Regions from separate parts of the Homo sapiens genome. Here region 1 is linked to region 2. A link is a contact called in ENCODE Hi-C or POLR2A ChIA-PET data. All regions are on one chromosome and are shown on one strand. Each heading gives the region's core, a stretch centred on a gene start or an enhancer-like site at or near the end of the contact. The rest is flanking DNA. Distances are from core to core; before and after follow the strand shown. Region 1 overlaps FGF2 (fibroblast growth factor 2). Region 2 overlaps FGF2 (fibroblast growth factor 2).

Region 1 (6,584 bases), core at 1,393-3,892, 44 kb before region 2:
ATATGCTTAAAGGAACTAGACCTCACCAACTCAAAGCAGGGAGGGGTCATATATGTGAATGTTGAGTAGCACCCAACAAAGCAGCTAAGCACAAGAGCATTTTAGAATACTTGTTTCACAAGAGAGTGGAAAGTTCCTTTTTTGAGATTAGGAAAAAAAAGGATCATGGAATTTTACACTTGAGGCATAGAGATATCATCTTCTTTTATAGGAAGGGAGAACAAAGATGAAAACATAATCTCATAGGCTACATTTTCAAAACCAATCCTCAGTAATTTTTTTGCCATAAAACAATATACTGGAAAGAAAGAATAATAAAAGATCACTAGCTAAGAAATAAATTCCATGCCAATCAGAACATTCTAGATGGGGAAATCACAAGCAACAGATAGATACAAAGACATTTGGCACTAAACTGTAGTCCACATTCGTGAGCCCTGGAAAAGTGTAAGTCTAAGACACAGAATCTAATTGGATTTACATAGAATGTTCCAATTAGGTCCCAGGAAGAGATTAAAAGGTATATGAAAAAGCAGTGGACAGTCACTAAGGATTAGTGAGAAAATATCAAATCGACTTTTACAATTTCTTAAAAGATGGTTAGAACCAGCCTGCCTGGATTTTAACACTGAGTTTATCACATACTAGATGTGTGACCCCAGTCAAGTGTTTCATCACCTCTAAAGTGGGAACAAATTATAGCCTCTCATGGGAGTATTGTGAAGTTTAAATGTGCATAATTCTTATACAAATATTTAGCATAGCATAGGAGATTGGTCAGGGTGGTGGGAAAAATTGTAGAAAGATGCAAACCTTCTTGGAAGGCTGGAAGGTTTACAAAAGCTTCGGAAAAGGATTTCCGAAGGAAAAAAAGGAAGTTTAAATGTGCATAATTCTTATACAAATATTTAGCATAGTGTAGGAGATTGGTCAGGGTGGTGGCAAAAATTGTAGAAAGATGCAAACCTTCTTGGAAGGCTGGAAGGTTTACAAAAGCTTCGGAAAAGGATTTGGATGAAGGCAGCCAGATTCTCTTACCTGGTGCCTGAAAGCTTAGTTTAGGTAACATGGGGATGTAAAGAACCTGATCTAGGTAAGTTAACCGTTGGCGCACAGGACTAATCTCTCTGGGGCAGTGGTGGTGGGGGCCGGGGGGGGGGTGGCGGGGGTGCATGACCATGTTAATTACCCACAACTGTGTTGACTCAAGGCCTTTGTCATTAAATCTGTACTGAGTAAATGCCCGCAGCACTGGCTTGTCAGGGCCGTGGCTACTGCAACTCTTTCTATGAGTGGCCCAGTCCCCAGCCTGCTCTTTCATTGGATATCTGTGATCTGTGCCTGAGTGCATTTTTTCATCCGTCATTCAGTCAGAGACTGTGGGTCAGACCTGGCATAGCGTCTGGGGTCTCACTCTGTTGCCCAGGCTGGAGTGCGGTGGCACAATAACTCACTGCAGCCTTGAACTCCAAGGCTCAAGTGATCTTCCCATCTCAGTCTCCCAAAGTGCTGGGATTACAGATGTGAGGCACTGTGCCCAGCATTAGTATTTTAATGTTGTTGTTATATTGCCAAACACAGCTAATGGGAATTGTTTGATATAAAGAAAAAAAAGTGGGAAGACATGCTCATCTCACTACTGATCATATCTAGGACATTAACTAGATTTTTCACAAACCACATAGCTTAGGACTGTCTACTGCTTAAGACTATACTCAGGCTCAAACTTTTTTAGGGGAGAAGTAAGCATTTTAAAAACCTAAGTGGTGCCATAAAATGTCACAAAATACTTACCAGCATAAACATATACCTAATATTTCCATATAAAAGGTTTATGAAATAGTCAAAATCAAATTTGTGTGAGCTGTTTTCAATCCTTATGTCTAGCATTTTCCCCCTTCTAATAAGTTCATCTCCAGATTTAATTAACAATCTCTAATCATTTATGGTCAAAGATTTTTAAAGTTGACTTTTATTGTTTTTAGGAAACATTGGTCTGCTCCATTATAACTTTTCTTTTGTTAGAAACAGAACTTGCAGGCTGGTTATGGTAGCTCACACCTGTAACCCCAGCACTTTGGGAAGCCCAGGTGGGAGGATAGCCTGAACCTCAGGAGTTCAAGACCAGCCTGGGCAACACGGTGAAATCTCATCTCTAAAAAAAAAAAAAAAATTAGGTGTGGTGGTGCACACCTGTAGTCCCAACTATTCAGGAGGCTGAGGTGGGAGGATCACCTGAGCCCAGGCAGGTCAAGACTGCAGTGAGCTCTGATGGTGCCACTGCACTCCAGGCTGGCCAGCAGAATGAGACCCTGTCTCAAAAAGTAAATGGAATTTATGGTGGTAAAGTTCAACATCTTGTCAAGACAAAGACTGCATAGTTTCTGGAGAAATAAACCTTCTGGGAATATTTCCAAATGGAATCTAGAAGACAGTGCATTGATATAGAGGTATATTTACAGATATATTTCTACATTAATAAAGTAAAGCATAATATCCTTTATAAATTAATGTCAAGCCTAGCCCAGACACTGAAAGCCTGAATTCTGTACCCACATAATCAACAGTCTATGGAAACTCTGGGAACCATGCCACTGGTCTCCAACCTAGCATAGTTGAGAAATGACACATTCTTTTAAGAAGCATTCATCCAGGAAATGAGTGTGTCACAAAGCAAACCAGTAAAAGGACCATAACTTATTTTATGAATGAAGAATATAGGGTACTAGCCAAAGGTACAGCTCCCTTATGAGTATGTTATAATTTCTCATTCTTTTCTTTTATCACGTGATGGATAGATAGAACTCTAACAGGAAGAAAAGTAATCATGTCAGCCATAAGAATATTGTCCATGTCATCTCATAATTGTTTTTAATCCATTTTTCTATATTTATCCCTATTCCAAGATCAGATCTTTCCACCTGCCCCTCCCCAACAAAAAAAAAGAAAAAAGAATTCATAGACAAGAAGACACAAAGAAATGGGAGACAAGAAAACACAAACTAATCAATTTTATTCATACTACTCATGAAAAGCAATTACATTTTTACATAAAATCATTAACACATACAATAGAAATAATAAGAGTAATACATCTGATTAGAAATACAATATAGGAAATAGATTTTAAAATAGCATATTTTAGTGATGAAATTTATATTTTCTACTTATTTATAGCAGCATCTGTAAGATTCTTCTATCTGTTCATAGTTAACTAGCAGCAAAATATTTTAAATTACAGAAATTCAGTAGATGTTTCCCTCCAATGTTTCATTCATACAGAATGTATCACGTTAACCAAACAAAACCACTTATATTTCCTGAAGAGAAAAGGTGGGAAAAGATTTCATCAGTTACCAGCTCCCCCAAAAAAAGAAGAAACGAGGGAGAAAGGATGGAAGCTAGAAAAATTTTGCATGCAATTACTAAAAAATATATTCTCAACCACTTTGACCAATTATAGGTGGATTTTGTGAAATCTACATATGTGTGTGTTAGTGAAAGTTATGTTAACTTTATTTTCTGACTTTATACTGCAGTTGAAAAATATGTGGAAGTTTCCAGGAGGCCTGTCAGAGCCTGAAGAAGATATTGGTGTGTATCTTTTATATTTTTAATTGGCTTAAAAATGTTGAGGAAATTAATGTGTTTACTTTCTTGCTTTATAGCTAAGAATAAAAATTTAAATTTTCCAATTTGTTCCGACTGAGTCTGAACATTTCAGAAATTACCTCAGAGCTGATATAATTAGCAGCATAATTTCTAATATTACAGTTTATTCCATTAGTAGAAATAATATCATTAGGAACATACCACCTATTCTTCTGTTTATGACTGCTTCTGGATTAATCTGTCTGAAAATGAGAAGCTTTGGATATACATCAGTAAAGTTTAGCATTAAAGGTTATTTTGGATACGACTAATATTGTTGTTGGAATTAAACTATGAGAAAACAAATTCCTGACCATTCCATCACAGAGGATGAATAGTAGCCTTTAAATGAACTTTGAAATAAATATAATAAAGTCAGTTATAAAGCAGTGATTATATAATTCTTCACTTTATGAAAATTGTATCTACTATTTATTTTTAATAGTCAGGTAGTCAAAACATAGTAAAATGTCATATAAGAAAGTCTCAACTGAGAAATAATCCCCTAACACAACTTACTGAGCTCAGTATTTAAGACAAGGAAATATAAAATAAGCTAAGAATTATTTATGTCACTGATTTACAGGAAATCGAAAAATAGAAACCAAATTTTCCTACCTATTCCTTAAACTATTGGATCAAATTCAATGTGTATCATGACAAATCAATGTATTTGTTTGATACCAATATTATTTCTCCATGACCTTTTCCTTAATATGCATGTCCCCTATTCTATTTAGCCAACAATGATATTAAGGCAATTTTCTAAATTGTCTTTAAATATTTTATTTAAAAATGTCCATGTACTTAAAGCTTGATTTTTAAAACTTTTACACAAATCAAAATACCATACATACATTATATAGCCAACTCGTAACAATCCATCAGAAAATGGATTGCATTAAGATATATCTCTAGCCAATCTTGGTTTCAGGTACTTATTGACCTTTTGCTTAGTTTATGCTTATTCTTCTGTTGATATAAAAGATGATTTTGTAGTGGTGTGAATGCTGAAAGAGAAGGCCATTTGTTCTACAGCCTAATTCTCTCACACTATCCACTGGTGCCACGTGAGAGCAGAGCATGTGAGCTAATTAAGCTTATGTTTTGCAGCCTTACCCAATCTATATTGGGCAAAAAGCAGTCTGCAGGTTTGCAAGGCTTCCTCTCTCCTGCATCTTGCCTTTTCAAATAAATTGATTTTTTTCATGTGAACTCTTATGGGTCCTCTGAATTTCAGCTGTACTTACTTGTAGATGTAATTGAAGAAAAACACATTTCCAAGCCAAATATATATAATTTCAGGCCTAAGTATACTCCAGAATCCTTCTTAAAGTCCAGATGATTAAAAATTCACTACCTTTTTTTCTTTAAAAAAAAAAAAAGTGCTTGTGGTTGTCACAACAACTCACCTACCCAGAGATCATATATGCCTCAGTCATGTGGAATTAAGAAGAAAAAAACTGCCGTTGGCATTAGCCATACTTCCTAAGCTTAGTGTAAATTAAAGCTTTGCCTGAAAATTCATAAAACCCTGAAAGCAGCTAGAAATGAAAACTGACAGTAGAGGTCTGAAAGACTATGTCTATATGAAGGCATTTCTAACTCAACATAAAACAAAAGATATTCTTAATGATGAAGCTGAATCATCTAAGAATTACTGAAATTATTTAAACTCTGTATTTAGGAAAACATGCAATGTACTTTAGGAATACTGCCATCACAAACAGTTAAACATTTATATTGGCTCAAACAGTAAACCCTAGTTAACTGGGAAACACATTTGTTTGAACTCCTTCATTCTTTCATAATACTAGGTAAATGAAGAATTGTTATCCATAGTGTTTTTTAAATATCAAGAGGGTCATATAGAAAATAGAATGCAATCCTCAAGGCTTTTGTATAAAATAATACCCTAAGAGTATAAAGGTATCCACAAGATTAAAATTGACAAACTGCCTTCTTAAAAAATCGTATTACCACTGGCAGGAAGAGTATCTGCTGCATTAGCCAGAGAACTATAAAGCAGCTGAGCCTTATCAGAGATCATCAGTGCACTAGAGTCAGAGGGAAACACCAGGAAAACCCACATTCTGCAGATTATTTCCCATTATATTTTATTTCAATCTAATTCTATTATTAAATATAACAAAATAGAAATAACAAATATAAACTCCATTTCATTATTGTCCTGTAACTAAACAAAACAATACAACATATTTAAACATATCTCTTCATCAGCAAAAATAAAAACAAAACCTCTTAGTTTTTCCTATGTTCTTCAAACCTATAAAACAGCAAATGTTATTTCAGTTTGGCTTACAGTATATTAAAATAATAAAAAATACAACAGAATAAAGCACACTATCTTGATTAAAAATTTCAATTCATCTTGAAATCCTTGGGGAAGAAATATCCATCTTGAGGTGGAAGGGTCTCCCGCATACTCTGGAGACAAAAGCACTTATTTGCCCATTCAATTTTCAGTCAGTTAGTGATTCAAGTTAAACTGATCAAAACTACTCAGGCAGTGCTGATTTTCAGTCAGCTGCTATGGTGACTGCTGAGCAGGGCAGATTTGCTCACTACCCCCATCCAGTGCTTCCACGACATAGAAACAGCATAGATCATGAGCTACATGCCGAACTTTTGATTAGTGGTACTAAGAGCTAAATAGGATCCCCATAATTTATTTTCAAACATAAAGAATAAAAATGGACATTTAAACAAGTTAGGAGATGTTATATCAAATTTAAGACTAGTGCTACTATCTTTAATAATAAATTTAATAACAAACATGTATTTCCCCATAATTATTTTTCAAAGCATAATGAATAAAAATGGACATTTAAACATGTTAGGGGATATTTTATACAATTTAAGACTAGTGCTACCATCTTAAATAATAAATTTAATAACAAATGTATTGCACA
Region 2 (6,191 bases), core at 2,056-4,555:
CCCCTCTCAGTAAACTTTCTTTTTTTACTATTTTATTTTGCATATCATCCCAGAAGCCCAAAACCACACATTCCATTCTCTTCACAATTCAACTGGCTAATTAAAGTTTATAAATAAGAACATTAGACACCCAGATAGTTCATTAAAATTCTTAGCAACTCCTCAGCTAGCAAACAAGGTTAAAATTGGGCATAATATGAAAGAAAGAAAAATTAAAGAAAGAAAGGAAGGGAGCTAGCTTAGAAATCTGTGCATTCCTTCATTACTACCCAATCAGGACATGGCTTTACGAGTCCATTAAATCTTTCTGTGTATCAACTCTTATAGCCATAAAGTAAAAATGGTTTTTATTATGAAACTTAAGATTGTAGATGATGACAAAATAATTAAAACAATTTAATTAAAAATAAGTGCAACATACAATGTCTGAAATACTAAATCTCTTGCCAAAATTTTACTTCTAAGCCATACCATTTAACTTATGTAATTTAAAAAATTTAAAGATGTACAGCTGATTTATGCCAAAGGTAGGCTGTTAGAAACAATTTCAATCCATACAAACTTACAATTTCCTCCAATATCTTATGTACTGGCTTTATTACCTCATGTTCTAAAAGAGATATGTTTGGGCTGGCTGAGCTACCAATACAAGCAACTGTAACACAATGCCCAAATAGCTGTAAATATCAGGTGACTCCTGATTCTTCTAACAGCACAGCTGCTTGTTTAAGAATGCCAATGGCTTTTATTTCTATAGTGACACCATCAGATAATTAAGTCAGATTGATGGTAAGAAAAGGAAAAGGTAGGAACTATTTAGCATCTTGTGGCATTCCAGAAGCTCCAGGCGCAATACAGGGGCAAAGAACTGCACAGCAGCAAAGATAAGCTTCAGAGATAGAGAGAAAAGGGGAGTTCAAAGTCCCAGTACTCATCAGTAAATAGTCACAAGTTGACAGGTAGAGAGGACACCTTCCCTCATCTGTTCTGTAGCTATTAGGGATTACAGACATTATCTGACTATCTGAGCATCACGGAAAGGCTAGAAATGCTCTGCCACTGAGGACACTTCTTGGCCTGGTTTGTGGAGGTATTGTAATTCAGGTGGGAAAATTCCATCCACTTTTGGCTGGGGCATTTTCTGGTAAGAATAATTACAGTACTAACACCTCAGTAATCTGGATTTCAGGACCCCACACTGACTCCTGGCACAGCAACACCAGGCAACACTGACGACATGCATCTATAAATACCTGGCTTCCACCTACAAAACGCATCAACCCTATATGTGTTAAATGGTCTTTTCTTCTCAGGGGCCAGCTGTTGGAGAAATGTTTCTAAAAATAAGTTGCCCACAAAATTATAGAAATGGAGAACAGATGGGTAGTTTCCCAAGGTGGGGCTGAGGGAGTGAGTGCACCTATAAAAGGGCAACCTGAGGAATCACCGTGATGATGGAAATGCTCTGTATCTTGAATGAATCAATGTCAATATCTGGGTTATGATACTGTACTACTGTTTCACAAGATGTTACAATGGGGGAAAATTGGGTAAAGAGTACAAGGAATCTGCCTGTATTATCTTTTTACAACTGCATGTGAATGAATCTATAATTATCTCAAAATTTTAAAATTTAATTTAGAAAATACCAGCCAACTAGTTCAAAGTCTCTACTTCTAGCTTAATAATTAATATTTTAAATCTGTGCTTTAAGATCTAGAAATTACTTGAGAGAAAGAAGCTAAGCAATATAAATAAGATTCCTTTAAATATTACTTTTAGTGTAACTTCCATTTCCATGTTAGAACAGAAAATGGAAGAAATTGAGAACCCAAGGGCAGAAGAGCCCGCAGACCAAATAGCCTCCACTGTATTTAGATTTTTTCATTTTACAATTCATTGTTGACTGAGTACCTGAACTAGGTCCCATTCAGGTACAAGGGATAAAGCACTGAAAGGAACCAGACACTGTCTCTGCTCTTGTGGATTTTACATTCTAGTGCAGTCTCTTAAAGCCAAATGAATATTGTGTCTTGAACACAATATAACACAATGTAACACAATATAAAAATCTGATGAGAGGTTTCAATTAATACTAAATTTCAATGATTTTATTCTAATAATTATATTAGAGAAAATATGTAAAATGTTTTGAAGAGGAATCACTATTTGAAAATTTTTTTTTCTGATGGCTTATTCTACTTATCAAATTCTCCCTTATTCAGAGACACATATGGTCTGTGGGCTATCCTGCCACCATGAGCTCTCAATTTCTTCCAATCCCTATTCTTCATAGTCTCTGAGTAATTTCACTAGAAGGTGAGGGTACGGGGACAGAAGAAAAGAAGGATGAAGCTCAAATATCACTTTTGCTACCTGTTGGTTGCACTTTTAGTAATTAGAAGAGGGGAGAGGATTATTTAAAGACAAAAATTGTTCCTCAGATAGCTGAAAATCTACAGATTTTTCTCATTTCCATTAGTAAGGGAATGTTAAGAACTTCTCTGGTGACCCCAGAACATTTGGTCACCTGACATTTCTTTGTATTTCCTGCAACGCTTACTGAATAAACAGGAAGCTCATCAGCTCCTAGGGCACCATCTGCACTACTTATGAGAAAATGTCTTCTAGCAGAGGCCTTCCAAAGCTGGAGGTGGAAGTGCCATGGTTTAGACAACCTGCTCTGTTGTCTGAGGAGGCAGCAGCAGACAGGCCTTTGAGGAAGTCAGTATCTTCATATGGAACAAGTTGTTGGAAGTCAGACCTTCAGTCAGGGTTGGCAATACTTTCACAAAAACAACTGAGAAATACTTCAACAAAACTGCTGATATTTTGAAATGTGAGTTCTTCAATATAAATCAATTCTTGAAAATTCCTCTCAGTACGCTGAAATCATAAGCAGCTCAGAAAGAGATTAAACAAAAATATAAGCTGCCTTAAGTAAGTATTTCTGCAACTAATCCAACATACTCAAGAGATGGAACACCTCCTGAATATAGCCTTTTCTTGGCAAATTCTTCCTTTTCGAAATGCTTCTTGGGTGATTTGAGAGAGCTTGAGGTTTCTCCTCAAAGTTAATTAAGTAAGTGCCTCATGGAGATAATGCAACCAGCTTGTTGGCCATGTTACTTTCCCTAGGGGTGAATGCCAATTAGCCGGGCTGTTTGTGTTCCTGGCACCTCTTTCTGGATTAAAGAGTTCACATTCATCCACAAAAATCACACAATTCAGGCAGCTCCAGAACAGAAAACAGAGCGGCATGTGTGTGCCCGGAGGAGGAGGAGCTTTGGGGGAAAGGCAAGTAGGGGCACAGGGTGGGGAAGGGAAGCTGCCCAGAGTGTTCCAGTTATTTAATACACTCTCCCACACAGTCATTCTATTTGACTGTAAAATCATTAGGAAAACACCTTTCAAAGCAGGCTTAAGACAAGAGAGTTTTATTTGACTCCCATGAAAATAGCCCCGGCAGCACGTCTCTCAATCAATGACGAGCATTACTGCAGCCTCCACTTTGGAAAACCACGCTTCCAGCCAAGAGCTCAAGGCCCATCTCCAAAACTTCTGAGAAGGCCCTTGCAAGGAAAATTCTTCCCCGCATCCCCTGCATGACATATGCTGGGTGGACTTAGTAGGAAGTTGGAAACGGCTCCTTTGCCTGAAAGTCTTCAGTAAGAAAACAGGACCTCTTCTTCAGCTGTGCTGAGTATTTAAAGGAATAAAACAGGATCACAGTAAAAGAAGATCATGGCTCCACCCTCAAGAATGCAGCTGCCTCTAAGTAGAAGTTAATAATTAGGCAGACTCCAGAGCTGAGTTCTTTAAAATATGCTATTTGAAATTGTTGTTAAAAGCCTGTGAGGTGCGGGAGACTCTTCTCCAAAAAATGTTTACCATTTCCTTACACAATCTTGATTGCCAGGGTCGAATACTACCACTGGTTTCACAAAAATATTGTGTTTTTGGAAAGGAAATGCACAGCCATCAAAAGAGTATCAGTGAATAACGAATATGCTCATTAGAATTCTGTAGGCGAATGCCTTTCTATGTTTACTACTTTAAAATATTGTATCCTTATGTGAAAAAGAAGCTATTTTTTAATGTCCTTTTAAAAAATCTTCTCACATCCAAAAGGCTTGCAGATCTAAAAAAGAAAATATATAATGGCTTTTCCCCATGTTCCTAGTATATCTTCTATGCTCTATCTACAGAAGAAACAGGTACTCTCATTGTGCAGTATAACCAGCTAAGCCTTCATCCATCCCAGCTCCTCTCTAGACGCAGCAAATACAGCACATATACTGATGCTTTACAAATGTCTATTTTTAATAGTGAAGATAATTAACAAAACTGCATTCTGCATCTCTCTCCATTTAATATATAAGAACGTTCATTCTTTCATTTAACTCCTATCAATATTGTCCATTTTAGTTTATAAAAGATAAGGAATTAGGTAAGTTTTGCTTATATTCTTCATCCAGCAAGCATTTATGAAGCACTCATTGAGTATCAAGCACAGCATTAGTATATACACCCTCGCACCATTCCAGTAACAACTACAAAAACAGACCACGTGGGTATGGATGCGTAACCCAAGTGCAGCAGGAGTAGTGTGGTGAACAAAAGACAGTTCAAGATGTTTAAATATTGGGGAATTCCGTGAAGGGGATCTAATTTCTAACTCCCTGAAATATTTCCTGATTCCCCTTTTCCCTCCTTCCTAATTCTCAAAAGTACAAATAGCAACAACAAAATCCCTTCCTCCTTACATCTTGTCTTCAGGGTTTTTACTCTACCTCAGCATTGTCTCCTCTGTTCCCCTCTGTGTGTTAAGATATTTATAATATACATGAACTTAAAACTCTCTTATTAAATAACTTGCCTCATCACACTCTGATTCTGGAGGGTGGAGGGCATACAATAGTAAAAAATAGTTTTTATTTTTATTTCACTTTATTTTATTTTTGAGACAGGATCTCACTCTGTCATGCAGGCTGGAGTGCAGTAGCATGATCATGGCTCACTGCAGCCTCAACTTCCCTGGCTCCAGCAATCCTCCTGCCTCAGCCTCCCAAGTAGCTGGGACCACAGGCACCCACCACCACACCTGGCTAATTTTTGTATTTTTGGTAGAGATGGCATTTTGCCATGTTGCCCAGGCTGGTCTCCAACACCTGAGCTCAAGCAATCCACCTGCTTCTGCCTCCTAAAGTACTGGGATTACATGAATGAGCCACTGTGCTCAGCCAGAAAATAGTTATATAAATGGTGCAGAGCAAGATAAATAAGGCCTCAGAAAAGGGCCCTATAACAGAAAGGTTAGGTTTAATGCAATCTGGACTATAAACATACCGTAGGTTCTTGAAAAGAAATGCATCAGGCTAAAAGTGGTGTTTAAAGAATTAATAACTGGAAAGGTTATTACAGCTGTTCACATGTAAGATAATAAAGATGTGGACTTTGATGGTGGCCATGAGGATGGAAGGCAAAGGATGAAATGCCAGGGTTTCATGAAGTTTGAATTTTGGTAAAAAATGAGCAGTGGAAAAAAATGTTGTGTTTAGGGGGTTTCAACTTGGAAATATGAAAAACTGACACAGAAAACAATTAAGGGAAAGTTGGTAAAATGAGGATAGTCAGTTTATGATCTAGCACCAATTCCATGCTCATAAAAGCGAGGAATTAATTGTTTATCTGATGGCAGACTTATTTTGGTGGCTCCAATGTACCACACCACCTGATATTTATATCTTCTGTAGCTCTTCCCAAACTGAATCTAGTCCTAGACATGTTGACTGATGTGACATTGGCAATTTTGATATTAGCAAACAGGATGCAAACAGCGGCTTACACAATGGAGCTTGCTCTCTTGGAACCCTTTCCTCTTGAGATCCAGCCACTGAAAAAGCCCAAGCTAACCTGAGAGAGACAGCACCTGGAGAAAGATATCATTAGGATTCCAGTTATCCCTGCTAAGGTATTGGACATGTAAGTAAAGCCATTTCAGATATTCTTGTCCCCGTGACCACTTGACTGCAGCTGCATGACACATTCTAAATTATACCAGGGGAACTATGCAGTTGCACCCAGGCCAACCCACAGAATCATAAAATATAAAATCACTATTTTAGACCACACAGCTTTGAGATGTTTGTTACACAGCAATAGACAACTGAAGCAGTGGAGGACAGATA

Evidence for each region. Hi-C counts contacts between places; a loop is a spot of excess contacts on that map. ChIA-PET counts read pairs that join two places held with the same protein, here RNA polymerase II (POLR2A). Pooled maps may share reads with other maps.
Region 1: a loop to region 2 is called in a map of ascending aorta, with 2.3 times the contacts of the local background. The contact joins two enhancer-like sites. A Hi-C loop is called at or near these places in 3 of 168 maps with a recorded cell type or tissue (ascending aorta, heart left ventricle and heart right ventricle), 3 of 37 single-sample maps with no recorded cell type and 3 of 50 pooled maps. POLR2A ChIA-PET finds 5 or more read pairs at or near these places in 7 of 52 experiments (MCF 10A, PC-3, T-cell and 4 more).

The regions. Positions count from the first base shown.
Region 1 is chr4:122,894,634-122,901,217 of GRCh38, reverse strand. It overlaps FGF2 (fibroblast growth factor 2), which reads right to left. Exons shown (of 3, transcript NM_001361665.2): 3 at 2,982-6,584. It overlaps NUDT6 (nudix hydrolase 6), which reads left to right. Exons shown (of 5, transcript NM_007083.5): 4 at 3,540-3,594. Among named protein-coding and RNA genes, the nearest start is that of NUDT6, 25 kb to the left of the region's middle. Within about 2 kb of position 2,642, at least 6 of the 41 ENCODE cell types and tissues checked have a DNase peak (open chromatin) inside an H3K27ac peak, as active enhancers do; they include ascending aorta, where a contact is called at or near this core.
Region 2 is chr4:122,852,070-122,858,260 of GRCh38, reverse strand. All of the region lies in intron 1 of FGF2 (fibroblast growth factor 2), which reads right to left. Among named protein-coding and RNA genes, the nearest start is that of FGF2, 28 kb to the right of the region's middle. Within about 2 kb of position 3,305, at least 8 of the 41 ENCODE cell types and tissues checked have a DNase peak (open chromatin) inside an H3K27ac peak, as active enhancers do; they include ascending aorta, where a contact is called at or near this core.